Linked DNA regions of Homo sapiens: region 2 is linked to region 1. A link is a loop called in an ENCODE intact Hi-C map of the cell type or tissue named here. Cell type or tissue: heart left ventricle. All regions are shown on one strand.

Region 1 (8,000 bases):
AATTAAAAAGAAAAAATTTTAAAGAAAAATACCAAATACGTAAGTAATATAAATTAGTATTACATTAGCATTGTTCATGTAATAGTTGCTGCTGTGTTGTTGAGCTAAATTGCTCCCCTTCCTACATGGGCAGAATACCATCTTATAAAGTGCAGAGTTTTTTATATGAGCATGCCCACATTATGTTGCATGCACGTTGTATCTTGAAAAGTCCAGTTCTTCCATCTAGTTGTCTATGTTAACTGCTCGGAAACAGCGGCTCTCAATCCTTACTGCGCGTTAGAGTCATTTGTGGAGTTTTAAAATATATTCTTGCTTGGGTCCTTCTTCCAGGGATGGCCATGGGTGGGACTGTGTGGCACTGGTATGTTGTAAAAGCTCCCTGGTGACTCTAATATGTAATCAGGGTAGAGATTCTATTCTACGACATCTTTGTTCTTAAACCCCATGAAGCTCTTTTGTCTTTATTTGGCCTTTATTTGGCCCAAACTCATCATTGCCTTTGTTCTTTAGTTCTCAGCTAAGGAATATTAAGGTCATATCTTTTGGCTCCTATGCTATTAAAAGCATAAAATCAAATGTGGGCACTAAAATCAAGTGTCTATATTCAGTTCAAGGTGGTCAGTCATATTCAAATTATAATTTTATAAAATTTTTTTTGATTATAATGAAAATGAAAATATAATATTAAAATAAAAATTCAATGGAAATTTTAGGGCCAGACTGTAAGTATTTTAAACTTTTCCTGCTATATACTCTCTACTTCAACTATTCAACCCCACCACTGCAGTGCAAAAGCAGCCATAGGTAACATGTTAAAATGAATGGGCATAGCTATATTCCAATTAAGTTTTATTAACAAAAGCAGGCCATGTTTCATACAATCCTGACCTAGGTTATTCCCTTAACTGCTGTGTAGTATTCCACTGTATAAATATAGCACAGTTTATTTATTCGTTCTCACAGTGGGAGAAATTTAAGTTGGTTCCAACTTAACATTAGCGGAAACAATGCTGCAATGACCATCCTTTCCTGTCTCCTGTGTGCATCTGCCAGAATTTCTAAAATGTGTACACATGCTAATAGCTAAATTTTATTAGGTATTATTAACAGCGTTTGGCTATGATTAACATTTATACTGAGCTTATTTTATTCCAAGCATTATACTAAGTCCTCTGTGAACTCTTTTAATACTCATGACAGAGAGTATTCTAGAGAAAAGAGGCTGAGACTGAGTCTCAGAGAGGCTAATTTGCCTAGGAACACAGATCTATTAGGTGACAGACTCAAGACTCAAACTAAGACATCATTTCTCCTGAGTTCATGTTCCTAGTCCTTACAATCTACTCTTTGGAGCAGAGAAATTTCTGGTAAATAATTAGATGTATCTTTAAAATTATTGGATAGTATCCCCTTTATCTTCCAGTGTAGTTGTTATAGTTTACACTTCTACTAGAGTTGTTTGAAAGTTCTCATTTCTCCACATCCTTGCCAATACTTGGTATTTGTCAGCTATTTTGATTTTTACTAGTATAATAAGAGTTAAATGTATTACAATTTATTAAAAATTATATAGTGCTAATTTCTAGTAAAATTGAACATTTTTCTTATGTTTATTAGCAAATAACTCTGAGATTGCTTATTTATGTCCTCTGCCTGCTTTTCTTGGACTCTTACTGGTTTATAGGGATTTTTTGTATATTTCAGATACCAAAATTGTATTATATGTTGCAAGTGTCTTGACCAAACTATTGCTTGTCATTAAAGTTTTCATAATATACTTCAGTTTTTATAATATAATATACTTTTTATAATATACTTCGAAGTTTTTATAATATACTTTTTATAATCTAATATCCTATTTAATTTGTCCATGGATTTTCTTAAATATTTTAATGACCTTATTTACTTCTAAAAACTCTATTGGATTCTTTTATTTTTCAAATAACCTATTCATTTTTCTTATTGTTCAATCATTTCTTTATTTTTACATACCTTCTTTTAATCTCTTTTTGCATTTTGGACATTTATTTTATACCTCTTTCTGATAATTTAAACATTTTTATCATTTACATATGGTTTACTTACATAGTTTAAATATATATGTACAAATACATAGCGTGTATACTATATTGAATATACATTATTATATGTGTGTGTGTGTGTATATATATATACTATATGAATACAGAATCTCTTCTAAAATTTACAGATAACAAATAATGTCATGGACTAGAGCAAGAGTATATCTACTCTGCCCACTACCAAGATGTAGGCTTAGAAATTGTGTGTAGTGGGTCACACTAGATGTTTTCAAAAATGGATTTAAGAAAGGATTTTTAGACTCAAGCTTCTTAGTAAACAAAAACCTTATTAATTTCAGAAAAGAACTCCATGAATCCTGGTTGCATGCTTCAGATCAACGGGGAAGAAAAAAGTAAAAATTACTTCAGAACAGTCTACTTTTATAATATCTTCAATGAAACAAAAGTTATATAGCCTTGAACTTTTAAAATTTTATTTGAACACATGTTATGAGGACAAGGTGGTAGCAGCTTGCTTCTTCTATCTGCTTTTGATCCATTTCTGGCATCTGTCATGAATATAACTCTCAGTCACAACTGATTGAAGCATTAGTATTATGGAGTGAGTTCATAGATCACAAACAATAAAAAGCTATTTCTAATGGTGCTTGGTGATAATTTTGTTAAGAGATATTCAAAGGTTGCTATTAAGACTTGTTTATTTTAAATTGTGAAATAAATGAGCACATTTCCCAGAAGTCTTTAAATATTAACAATGAGAATGCTTTGGTGGTTTTAAATTATCTTCTGCTTGACAGTGCCAAAGCTACTTCCTGAACATCACATCAGATAATTCCTGACCCCAGGGTTCACCCGTTTATACTAAAATTATCAAGTCTTACAACTTAAAGAAACATGAATAAATGTTAAATTCAGCGCACTTACTCTAAAGAATTCCTTCCTAAAATGGGAATATTTCCAGTCAATTATGTGTAGCTAAAATGAGTAGTGGCTGTTAGAGAAAGACCTTTCAAATATTTTTCTTTCTGATATCTTGATTCATTCATCAAATATTTATTGCATGCATACCACATGCCAAGCTCTATATTTGTTTGTTTATTTTGCCTTATTTATCTAAAATTAATCAACTGAGAAGGTGAAATGTTTGTCCCACCATCAGCTTGCTTTACCTTTTTCATGAGGCTGTTATTGTACTGCTTGTTTATGATAATTTTAATTTTAGTCTGTTTTTGTTGTTCAACCAAGACCATTAATTGGTTTGGAATACAAAATCAAAATGAAAATGAGATTTTAAAAATTCTAAGTAAATAAATGTGAAACATAAATAACTACAAACACACCCTTTCTGTAAATATTCCTATAACATCAGGCAATGTTTGGAAAACAGATCTGATGAAGAAAATGAAGGATTTACAGATTATCCATCTGCCTCAGCCCAACCTTTTAATGGTTCAGAACAAAGAAACCCCCAAAGGGGTTGGGAGTGGGGCTTGGGCACTTAATAGCCTACTGGGGTGGAAGAACATCAGCCTCCTTGCACCTTCCTTCATCATGTACTTGAGGAAGGATTGTATGGAGCCAGCTCATGGAGCCCTCACCCACCTTCCAGCAAGACCAAGTTAAAACACATCCCATAATTTCCTACATTAGCCTCTTAGAACAAACGTTCTTAACCTGGGGCCCTTGGACTGAATTCAGCAGTGTTTAACTTGGTTGGAAAGAAAATGACATCTAATTTTTACTAATCTCAAACTCATACTTAGTACACCTTTTAATTATGAATGCAGCAACAAGGCACAGTAGTATTGACAGAATATGACTTTGTCATAGATATTTTTATATAACATTATAGTTGTTGCAGGCATTTCCAAATATAGTTGACACCTATCATTACTTCAGAATTATAGGAGCATTAGCCTTGCTTCTAGAGATTGTCATTCAATGCCTGAATAAAAAAGCACATATACAACTATATCTCACATTTCCTTTTCTTACTTACCATTTTGTTACCTGCATCTAAGTATAACTGGTTGCCTTTATCATATGTAAAATATAATAATGATGATGATGATACTAAGAGCTTCGAGTTTAGAAGGAGACAAAAACCAAAAACATATGATTAAAAAAAAGTCTAAAAGAAAAAGACCACTTGAGTTTTTGCCCCAAAAGCCCTCCATGTGCCCCTCAAATGGACTTGCACAGGAATCACCTGGAATATCTTGTTAAAATGCCTAGTTTGAGTCAGCAGGCCTGGGGTGACAGACACTAATTAGCATTGCTAAGCTCCCAGGTGAAACTGATCTGCTGGTCCATGGATGATACTAAGCAGTAGTGGTAAGAGTGTAAGTCTTACAATTTATGGCCTCATCTTTCAGAATGTTTCTTTTTGTTTTTTCCTTTCTCCCACCTAGTACTGAGTTACACATAGTATTTGTAAAAGCTGACACAAGTTGATATGGTTTAGCTGTGTCCCCATCCAAATCTCATCTTGAATTGTAGTTCCCATAATCCCCATGTGTCATGGGAGGGACCGAGTGGTGGGTAATTTAATCAGCAGGCGTTTACCCTTATGCTGTGCTTGTGATGATGAGTGAGTTCTCAGAAGGTCTGATGGTTTTATATGGGGCTTTTCCCCTCTTGCACTTTCTTCTCTCTCCTGCCACGATGTGATGAAGGACATATTTGCTTCCCCTTCCACCTTGATTGTGTTTCCTGAGGCCTCCGCAGCCTTGCAGAATGGTAAGTTAATTAAACCTCTTTCCATTATAAATTACTCAGGCTCGGTTATGTCCTTACAGCAGTGTGCAAACGGACTAAACCACAAGTTTACGTCACAAATTTTTGAAATGGTGTTTTCTGGCTGGCTGGCCAGATTACAAGCATTGTGTCATGAACAGAACAGCAAATATCTCTAAGAAGCTTGAAAGCAAAATGATGCACCACTAGTCCAAATAATTAACATGAGTGTTGATAGCACCCTCTTTTAATCAAGTTGGTCTGATGGGTTTTCCTGGTGCAAGATTTCAACAAGAATACAAGGCTGGTGGTATTCAGTGGAGGGGTTTTAAAATCAAACCTAATAACCAGAATCCCTGCCCCCTTCGGAAACAAAGAATCACAATAGAGGCTTTTAAAAAGCTCTGTGCATTATTCCCAGCTTAGCTAAGTATGGGCTTGATTAGTTGAATGGCCTTTATTTTCCCGCATTTCCTATCATTGGAAACATCTGTGGAGAGGAAAGATGGTTATCAAGGCAATTGACCATTGTCACAGTTTAGTAGTCCCTGATGGCTTTTTCCAAACCCTTCTCTAGGGCTTTTGTTTCCCAAAGCAAATTGGTAAACATCTGGTCTATCCAAGCCAAACTCTCATGCTGCATTTACAATCATGCCACTTTCACTTTCAGCATCTGCTGGTCACTAATTCATGCAGTAATCCTTTAAAGACAGGGCCCCAGGGCTTCTCTTTTGGCCAGTTCTGGACATTTCATTTCTCTGGTGGCTCATGTAAGTTTTGCTCAACTTGCTCAATAGCTCAGTCTCCTAAGTCAAATAAATTTCTCCCAACCACAAAATGTAAGATACTTCAGAACCAAAAACCAGAGGGAATTAAACCAGAAATTTAAGGATGGCCTGGGCAAGAGTGACTGTTTTCAAGAATTAAAACAGTTCTGTTGAGTTACCCACAACACCTGCTCCTCTGACCCAGTTACCAGATCCTTAGTAACTCAAATCCCTGTTACCACAGCCTCGGTCCAAGTGTCATAGTCTGCCACCCTCCACCTGGGCCCCAGGCCCTCTATGTTATATTTTCTGATTTTTCCAGCACCCTGCTATAATTTTCCATGGTCTTCCACAGACTGCAGTTAAAGATTCTTCATTACTGGAGCATCTCCTTCCATTTGTACTCTGGCCTTTCACATTGTTTCTTCTCTTCTCCAAATCCAGTCAACCCAAACTGCTCATAGGTCCCCAAAACCCCATATTATCATTTATCCATGTGCCCAGCTCTTCCCTTTGCCTGGAATGTGCCATCTCCTTATCTACCTAAAAAAAGTAAAAGAAAAAATCTGAATCTCTGAGTTAAGGAGTTTTTGGTGAAAACCTTTTGTTCACTTTGCAAAGGAAGATTGTTTTTCACTCATGTCTAGATCTTGTTCATGGTATCACTGTGACTCTTATCACAGTGCTGCACAGTTTATTTCATTGATAGGATATTCAGCTACACTTTGAGCCATTAGAACATCCAGGTTGGTTTTATTCCTCTTATTCCCAGATGCTAGCACAGTGCCTGGCACGTTGGAGGCACTTCGTCAATGTCCATTAAATGGTTGATGGATTATTTAGTTGATTTATGTTTTTCTCTCTTTTTTTGTTCTTTAGCTAAGTGAAGAAAGAAATCACTCATAGGGTAGAATACAACCATGTTGGCATGTCCACAGCTATGTGAAATAAAGATTTGGGTCATTGTTAGCATCATGAGGAGAAGCAGGGACATTTATAAAGGAACATCTGAGCAGTGATCTTTTATTTTCTGTCTGACATTGCTAGATAGAAAAATTTCACTTGACCTTCAAGTATTATTTATTCGCCTCAAAGACAGCTGGGCTCCGTGTGTGTAGGCAGGCATGTAGAATTTTGGAGAAGGGAATATGATTAGATTATTGTTACTTGGATGATTTGCTTATTATGTTTCTCTGTAGTCACAGTTAAGAGTTTCATACGTGAGAGATGGACTTGCTTGAGTCAAAGAAACCATTTGCTTTCTGATCTCTTTAAACAGTAAAGGAATCACCTGTTCTTGTTTAGTCTCTGTGATCATTTATTATTTTTTATTATTTCAGCAACTAAAGCTATTCCTTAGTGCTTAAAAAATATTGACAAAATATAAAATTCTTCCTTGATTATGCCTTTTCTCTCTGCCTTTTCAAATTTGACTGGCTTTTGGTTGAGATATTCTTCTCAGATGAATAAGTTGAAATGGGAAGGTGTTTGTGTGAGTGCAGCACTGTTGGTCTAAACAAAAATGATATATCAAAAGATCTATGAGAGTAAGTCTTTTATTGAAAATGTGAATTTTTACAAAATGGTAAAACTTACATTTTAATGGGGCTAGGTTCATGTTTTTGTTTTTGTTTTTTAACTGAATAGTTGGTACATCTGGAATTAGCTTCAGTTCCCTTGGCTGACTTAAGTTATAGTAACATTGGACAATTGCATAGTCTCTCTGAGGTTTGGTATTTCCAGTTTTAAACATGGTTAACAATGCTAGTCCTTTCTCTTATTCATAGAAATTAATCAAGGAATAAGATGTTGATCTAAAACATTTTATAAGATTTATTAATTATTAGGCCCGGTGCAGTGGCTCATGCCTGTAATCCCAGCATTTTGGGCAGCCAAGGCGGGCGGATCACAAGGTCAAGAGTTCGAGACCAGCCTGGCCAATATGATGAAACCCTGTCTCTACCAAAAATACAAAAATTAGCCGGGAATGGTGGCGGGTGCCTGTAGTCCCAGCTACTCAGGAGGCTGAAGCAGGAGAATTGCTTGAACCTGGGAGGCGAAGGTTGCAGTGAGCCGAGATCACGCCATTGCACTCTAGTCTGGGTGACAGAGCGAGACTCCATCTCAAAAACAAAACAAAACAAAACAAAGATTTATGAATTATTTAATATATAAATACAAAAAAATACCTTAGCTGCTAGAACCTATGTTCCAATAATATGACAGTGAGATACCATTTGATGATAGGTAGGCTTCTGTTTTTAGTTTAGTTTATGTAAAAATATATTTAATTCCATATTTCATGAATATCCCCATAAATAGGCTTGAATAAATATAATTTTATAATTTGAATAGGTAATCTTGCTGTTAATAATTTAATTCTATTGAAACCAGTTATCCATCCCAAATTTACAGCATCCCATATTCATCATAAATTTTCTTTATTTTGATG
Region 2 (8,000 bases), 450 kb before region 1:
GACGGCTTGTTTTTGTTCTTTGTTCATTTGCTTTTTTCCCCTTTTCCAGAACTCTACTTGAATATTTATCTTTTTCAGCTTCACCAAATAGTAGAGCTGCCAGGATATTTTCTTTTTTATAGTTTTAAATACAGGGGAATTTGGGATGAAGGCCTCCCATCACATTAAGACAAACCACAAACTATCCTCCTGTGTGTCATGCTTTTTGCCTCAAAGGACCCAAGCATTTAATCCACATTGCTCTTGGGTGAGATCTGAATTGTGATTTGCATAGCATTTATACTCTTATTTTTTTCTTTCATTCCTTATCTTCAACCAGACTGTAAATGCCTAAGGCACAAGGCAGTGGCTGAATTTGGTGTCTTTCACTTATCTGCTCAGTGCCTAAAATCGTGCCTTATACGTAGTAAGAATTTAATAAATATGAGTTCGGTTGAATTCAAGCAAAAGAGAAAACTGAGAATCAGATCTGGTTCCCAGTAAGTGTTTACTCTCATGTACTTCTTCTCTTCTATAAAATGAATATACTGAACTGAGCTACCTCCATGTTCCTCTTCAGATTTATCTTGTAATCCAATCTAATCAAATATGATGCCCCCTTGGTACCATACCTTGAGATATATGTACTACCATATAATAGTAAAGGATAGGATTTGTATATGATATAAATTGTTCCTTAGATAAGGTACAGTCCACAGACCTTCCATCTTCAATTGTTTTGGCTTATGTAGCAGCTGCAGTTGGTGCCTGCCAAGGTCCCCTTGACCAAGCTAGGGCCAGCAGCCTACAGCTGCCACAGGTGTTGGCTCATAAGGGCTCACACCTTCACCCTTTTCTGGGGGATTGTCCTTGGCCAATGGGAGTTGCCTATCCTAGAGATTCGTGGACATGACCGCCTTACTCTCAGAGGCAGCGTATAGCCGATGACAAATTAATGTTGAAGTTTAACAGTCCAATTCTCTTGGCTCTTGGTGGGTAACTATGGTGCAATTCACACTCTCCAGAGCTTCCAGTGAGATCAAGCTGAGGTTAGACCTCTCTTGAAATACAAGTTCACTTAACTCCTTCCATGCCTCTTCCTGCTTCTCTTACTTCCTTCTCATGAGAGCTTATCCTCAATAAATCATTGCACAAAAGTGTGTCAGACTCCACTTCTAGTAAAGCTGGCCCAACACAGCCGCCAAGGAAGTGCTTTCTCCTCTCTCCCTAGGCCTTTGTCTCAGTGAATCTGCACAATCTGACTGTAGCTGCAAAGCTACCCTGGGGAAGCCTTGATGTAGCCCCTTCTTGTGAAGGTGAAATTACTAAACCAGGAAGAACATTCTGAATCTCACATTGTATTACCGTTACTCTGATGAAACTCCTTTACCTTTCTAGAAAGCTTTCATGCTTTTTCCTTTCTACCAAGCATTTCAGAGAGTTCTTTCTCCTCTGACTATCAACAACAATCCCTATACTCATGGTCAGAAGTGACAGAGGAGGACATGACCAACATCAGAGGAGGAAAATGTTGGGATCAGAATAAACCCCAGCTGTCAATCTCATGGCTGATAGTCCTTGAGAACAAAGACAAAGTCTTTGTCCTTGAGACTATAAACGCAGAGCCAATTCATTCCAAGTCCTAATCTTCCTAGTTACAAACACTACACAATTTATTGTAATTTTTTTTATAGGTACTCTGTGGATCAAAGCAAGTTTCCATGGGGAATGAGAGAAGATGGCATTGGGCATATTTTTACTTAAAGAAAAATTAATGAATGCTATTTTAGAAAGGAAGACAAAGGCAATAATCCCTTCCCAAAACAAACAGACTTATAAATAGGTTACTTCCTACTTTTCCTAAAATCTTGGAAAGTTGTGAGACTCCCTAATATTCCCAAGGGATACAAGGCCTGCTTCCCATCTTCGACTTATGGGTAATTTCACAAGGAAGGGAGGTCACGGGTAGTCTGAAAGGTGCTGGCAAAAGGACTGGCTCCTTGTGCCCCACTGGGAGAATTTATGACTCTTCTGCCTCCTCCTAAGCTTAAAATAGACAAGTCTGGGGAGGGAGGATCATCATTTGACCTAAACTGTCATACTCTAATCCTTTAATATTAGTTTTTCAGATTAGGAGTACGGATGGGGATCTGCAGTGTGTGCATGATTTAGGCTGACCTTTCTTTAACTTCTGAAAAATGTCCTATTTATGTAACATAGATTTTCCAAAACAGCTAAATGCATGTTTGCTTTTTTCTTTCTAATTATGGATTTTTGCAATTCTTCTTTCTTTACCCTTCTCTCTCATTTTGGACATCCTACTCCCAACCTCCATTTTTTTTTTTCTCATGCCCTGCAATGTGTAGGAAGATGGTTTAATGTTTGGCAGTGTGTATACATGTGCCTCTCAGTTAACATCTTTGATATTCAATTGCAGCGATCAGGCAACATTGCTCATTTTTCCTACTATGGCCATTAAGGCAATGCCATTCTCAGGGCCTCCATTAGGACTTGTAGGATGACCATGTAACATGGAGGCCAGTCCCTCCTGGAGGGCATTTCTTAATTGCTCCTCAGTTCTAAGTGTCCCTCAGAATGCCTCAGATATTTGCTTTGACTCAGCAGAAGAAGGGAAGATCGTGGCCAGAGATAGCCTGAACCCTGCGAGAGGAGGTTAGAAAGCAGAAAGCCCTCTGCCAGCCAGGTGGGTACCAATGGTCGTTCCTAGGATGAGACCTCATGTAACAGAGCCCAGGCAGTCCTGGGGAACTGGACAGAGCTGGTGATTGGCAACAAGTTGATGGCCTGAGACCTTTGACACTCCCAACTTTTTCCCCAGGGTTTCAGGCAGCTGGAGACTGGGATGTTTAATCCACTTTGGCAAAATCTTTGGGTCCAAACTGTGTATCTTATTTATTTTTCATGATGGTGCTTAAAATATTTTTATTTTGGAAAATGCATGTGATTAAAACTATGAAATGACTAAACAAATATGTATAAAGAAATGTAAATCTCTCCCCAACTCCTAACCACTGTTTCTTTCACAAAAGTGGCTTAGGTGGAATAGTGAGATTAAAAGTGATTAAAATTTTTCCCTTATTACTTGCAAATGAGCACTTCTCAATCAATTTTTTATAAAAGCCCAGATGTTTTGCCCTCAATTCATTGGGAATAAAGGCTTTGGTAAAATACAGTAGAAATGAATTACAAGAAAAATGAATCCCACTTGAGTGTTGTGGCAACATCAAACTGCTATTAAAGGCACAAAACACATCTTGGTTTCTGTCCTTATATTGCAAATCTGTAACAGAGAGTTTGAGGACCAGCACCTGCCAAAGACCACACTTGGAGCAACATTGCCCTAAATGCTTCTTAAGGAATGTGAGATGCATTTTGACACAGGAAAAAAGAGCACAAGTTATTAAACATATTTTAAGGGTTTCAAATGAGTCAGACAAAGAATATTGAAAAGGTCTTCAGAGACGGGATCCAACATCCTCATTTTACAGTTGAGAAAACTGAGGCCCAAATAGTACACTGGATTCCAGGAAGAGCATTTAGAATTGTGCACTTTATTACTGTTACTCTGAAGAAATTTGCCTTTGCCTTTTTAGGAAGCTTTCATGCTTGCTCATCTCTGCCAAGCATTGCAGAGATTTCTCCCCTAACCAGAGCAAGTACAGCTGGGGCAGTCCCTGGTATGAACATGCCCTTCCCAAATGTGACAAGTGTGTCCCTCCCTGCCTTGATGGGGCCCTCCTCAGCATACAACCTTGAGAAGGGGAACCTTATGGGATCTGCTGGGTGGTTGTTATTTGTAATTTCTAAGCCAGCTATGCAAAAAAACAATTACAAAGAGCAGCCCTCTCCTTAGCTGGTATTATTTACCCACATTAAACCCAAACACTTGTCCTTTCTGGGTTTAGGGAAGTAGATGTGACTGGTGGTGGAGGTGAGGTAAGGATGAGAATCTCATTTTAGCTACAGGCATCAGATTGGGGCATAGTTGGCAATAGAATTAATGCAGTTCCTCTTTGCACATTTGATCAAATGATGCTTGACCTTGGGCCTCTCTCTTGTGAAGAACTGCATAAAAAGCAAGTTCAGGAGTGTGTGGGCTGAGTCCAGAGAAAATGTTACACCTGGCTAACCTATAACAAGAACCACCTTTTTAAAAAAAATTGGAATTGCCTCTAAGAGAAAAAGCGAAGGCTTAGAGAGTATGACTGAGTTTAGCACTTCAAAAGTGGAAGAGCTAACAATATGCATTGTAAGTATTATTTGTTGTTTTTGCCCTGACTCCTTTAAAAAGTAGATATGAGGACTTAGAAAAGAGATGCCAAGAGTTTGTGCCTCACTTCCTATATCCACAAAATAAGAATAGTCACATATGCCCCCTACAATTATTCAGTGTGATGCTGCAGGGCCAGCTGCACCGCCACCTCCCAACCCCATTGCACTGGCTCTTCCGGTTAGGCTGGCCCAACTCCAGGAGGAACAGGCAGAAGGGCTGGAGTGAACCCTCCCAGCTCGGCCTGGAGCAGCCCTCCAGCAAACTGATGGGAATTGGAAAGATAAAACACCCAGCTTCCTTTGAGTCAGGTGGTATGACACTGAGGTGTGTGTTCTGCTCGTAGTTATACTCCAGTTGCCCATGGTGGTAACCCACTTGATAAGATATCCTTTACTGGTTTCCTTCCCTTTCCTGACTCATTTCCTCATTCTCTTACTGGCATTTCCTGCAATCTCTTCCCAAATAAACTACTAGTACTCAAATTCTTGTTCCAGGGTTGGAGGCACTCCACCCAAGACATATGCCTACACAGCAGAATTAGTTCATCAAACCAAGTCTTTGTCTCACCCTCAGACTGTTTCTGAAGCCAGACAGACGGGGCTGAACACCTCAGAATTTCCCTGAGTGCCTCAAACGGCATCTTTTCTAAAAAACCTCTTTATTTCACTGCTTGAGAACGACTTTCTCTTACTTCCATCTCCCTCCCGCCACCTCTCTCTGCAGTCTTTTCACTGATGGAAGCCACCCGCAACCGCCCGGCCCTCGCAGCTTCTTTTAATTTGTCTCAAAAGGCTCTTAAGAGAAAACTACGCTTGCCTGTCTCTTCCCAGTTCCACAACCCTCAGAGGGCAGGTCTCTGGGACAGCAATGGTATTCCTCGGAAAGTCAGCATCTGGTGCACAGCTGCTGTTTTGACTGTAGTCCCAATGTAACAGGGCAGCAAAGTTGTTGATGGTTTTCCCCAAAGCAGTACCCCCGAGTTTTCATATCTGCTTTCCAGACTGTGCTCCCTTGAAATCCAGGAAAATGAAGCGTTTCAATCCTGGTCTCTCCTCAGCCGTCTCTCCAACGCCTCCTTTTTTTCTGTCTCTTTCTTCCCCCAGCCCCTTCCCTTTCTTTTTGGTTCATTTGCACTTTTTTTTTTTTTTTTTTTTTCATCTCACAAGGCTGCAGCAACTTGACAATACACTAAGGAGCCCTTCTTGGAGTTGTGTTGCTCCTCATTAAATACTTGTTCAGCTGGCTGCTACGTGTCAGCTTCTATTCAAAGGCCTAAATGCTAGGGATGTGGAAGTCAGTGTGCTTGCAGGCCAGTTTGGCTGGGGATGACGAGAGTATTTTGCCTGCTGTGTTCACCAAAGGGGGCCCTGAACAGGACCGCCTTCACCCGCCTTCACCCGCCTTCCACACAACACACAAACACTTGTATGAACACCAAACAGACTGAAAGCCTGGGACAGAGATTTCTTTGTAAAAGAGAAGCCATCTCCAGTTCTGTCCTTGCTGAATGGCGATTTCATGAAGCTTTTTCTCCTTTTTCGTAGAACAGTAACACACCAATCACCTCCTCTTGTCTTGTTCTTACTTCAAACAATTCTGAAAGATTTGTTTTCTTTTTTTTTTCTTTTGTATTCTTTCAGAGGATTAAAATGTCTGAAATGACAGCCTCTTTCATTATCTATCCCCCAAGTCTATTTTTCTTTCTAAAATCATCCCACCCACCCCACCCAACTCCAACATTATATTACATAATCTCTTTGTTCATTACCTGTCCCTAAAATACTGGCTCTTCACTAGACTTCCTGTCTCTCAAAGAAAGACACTGCTTTTTAAACTGCTGTATCCCTGGCATTTTAAACAATGCCTGCGACACAATAGGTACTCAATAAATACTTTTTGAGTGAATGAATGAATAAATATATCTTTAGGGAAATAAAGATAAAACAGTTATCTCAAATTTTAAGGTATCAATACTGTGACCTGCTACACAAATTAACAGCCTTGGATTCTGTTAACAGGGATTCACCCAGAGAAGTGAGGCCATCACTGAATGTTCCTCAAACATGTGATTGTCTCCTCAGCTTCTGCTGGAAGGCTTCATATCTACTGCCAGGATGCACAGAGTAGCTCTGACTATCGTATCCATACTGATCATAGGAATCATAGCTACTATTTTTTTTGGGGGGCGGGGGGGATGGAGTCTCGCTCTGTCGCCCAGGCTAGAGTGCAGTGGCACGATCTCAGCTCACTGCAACCTCCGCCTCCCGGGTTCAAGCAATTCTCTGCCTCAGCCTCTTGAGTAGCTGCGATTACAGGCACCCGCCACCATGCCTGGCTAATATTTTAATTTTTAGTAGAGATGGCATTTCACCATCTTGGCCAGGCTGGTCTTAAACTCCTGACCTCATGATCTGCCTTCCTCAGCATCCCAAAGTGCTGGGATTACAGGCGTGAGCCTGTACCTGTACATGGCCATAGCTACTATTTTAAATACGTTCTCCATTGGCCAGGCTAGCAGTATACCAGGAATACTAAGGCCTGTGAGCTACAGAGTCAGACAACAGGGCTTTGATTCCTGGCTCCACAACTTTCGCACTTCCTGAGCCTTCAGTTCTCTTATTGTAAAATGGGATTAATAACAGTACAGGCCTCAAAGAGTTTTGGTAGATTAAATGAGTTGATGTGTGGAGCAAGTGCTTAAGAAGTGGTAATTATTCCTTTATGGCTTTCTTTATCTGGACCAAATGTACTTTCAATAAGAAGCCTTTCTCTCTGACCACTCTCTTCACCTAACTGCAACACATCTCCCGAGGCCCCTGGTGGAATTTTGTGCGAAATGAAGCTGTACCACCTGGCTTTTGAAGAGCTCTATTATCATCTGTTTATGTTTTCTCACCTGATAAAAGTGAGGCTTCTCCAGTGTAGTGCTGTTCTTTCTCTGTTTTCCCTGTGCTCCCCTGCATTCAGGGGAGACTGGCTAGTAAAGAAGTAACTCAGAAGGATGCCCCAGAGTCTTCCTCTTCCTTTAAGAGCTGACCTAAGTCTCATTCCCTGACCATAACACTGCACTCCCTGTAGCCAACCTGGGCATTCAGTCCTTTGAGCTCACTGCCTTCCCTTCCTAAGCATTTATCACAACTGAACCACACTTGCCTGTTAAAAACAGACTAGTTAAGTGTTCCAGTGCCAGTAAATAGCATGAGACAAAGCCTGGAGGTAAGACCTAAAAGACATCCATCATGATGAAGTGATGAACACAGAATGAGAATGTGGCGTGGAGGTGAGCTTGGAGCCTTAATATCCATGTTTATGAGTCACTTAAAGGCAGGCTAGGTGGGACTTCACAGTTTTCTGTGAAATCTTCTGTCCCTAATCCTTGTATCCTACTTCATTCAGTTAGACCTTCTGCTGCTTAGAACATTTTTCTTCAAGTAGTGAGTACTGTAATGTTAACATCCAAGAAAGTAAAACAAATAGTCACCTCTGCAATAGCTCATTAACAACTGGGAACAGAGAGGTTAATGTTCCATAGCTTAAAAAAGTATCAATACAACTAGGGACTCTCTCAGTACAGGATGGGGTGCTATATCCATATTACCAATGGCAGTCATCCCGAGAAATCCAAGCAGCCACACTTACTCTCCTTCAGTGGGTAGATCCACTATACTTGTCATGTAGATTAGCTGTTTTCACTGGAGACTTGCATCCCATCATCCTTCTGCACACA

What was found. A loop is a pair of places that touch in the nucleus more often than their neighbours do. Peaks named below come from ENCODE experiments on the same cell type or tissue, not always from the same donor. Only the 100,000 strongest peaks of a DNase experiment are listed, where the experiment ranks them.
Region 2: it touches region 1 in a loop (3-fold over the local background); 4 of 110 quality-filtered maps call a loop at or near these places.

Annotation. Positions count from the first base shown.
Region 1 is chr3:30,229,224-30,237,223 of GRCh38, reverse strand. No RefSeq gene overlaps it. Among named protein-coding and RNA genes, the nearest start is that of LINC01985, 290 kb to the left of the region's middle. In heart left ventricle, no CTCF peak of the experiment used is centred here; no DNase peak of the experiment used is centred here; H3K27ac peaks cover 2,501 bases.
Region 2 is chr3:30,678,589-30,686,588 of GRCh38, reverse strand. The region is part of intron 5 of TGFBR2 (transforming growth factor beta receptor 2); the gene reads right to left. Among named protein-coding and RNA genes, the nearest start is that of TGFBR2, 76 kb to the right of the region's middle. In heart left ventricle, no CTCF peak of the experiment used is centred here; DNase peaks (open chromatin) are centred at 4,458, 5,068 and 5,649; H3K27ac peaks cover 5,436 bases.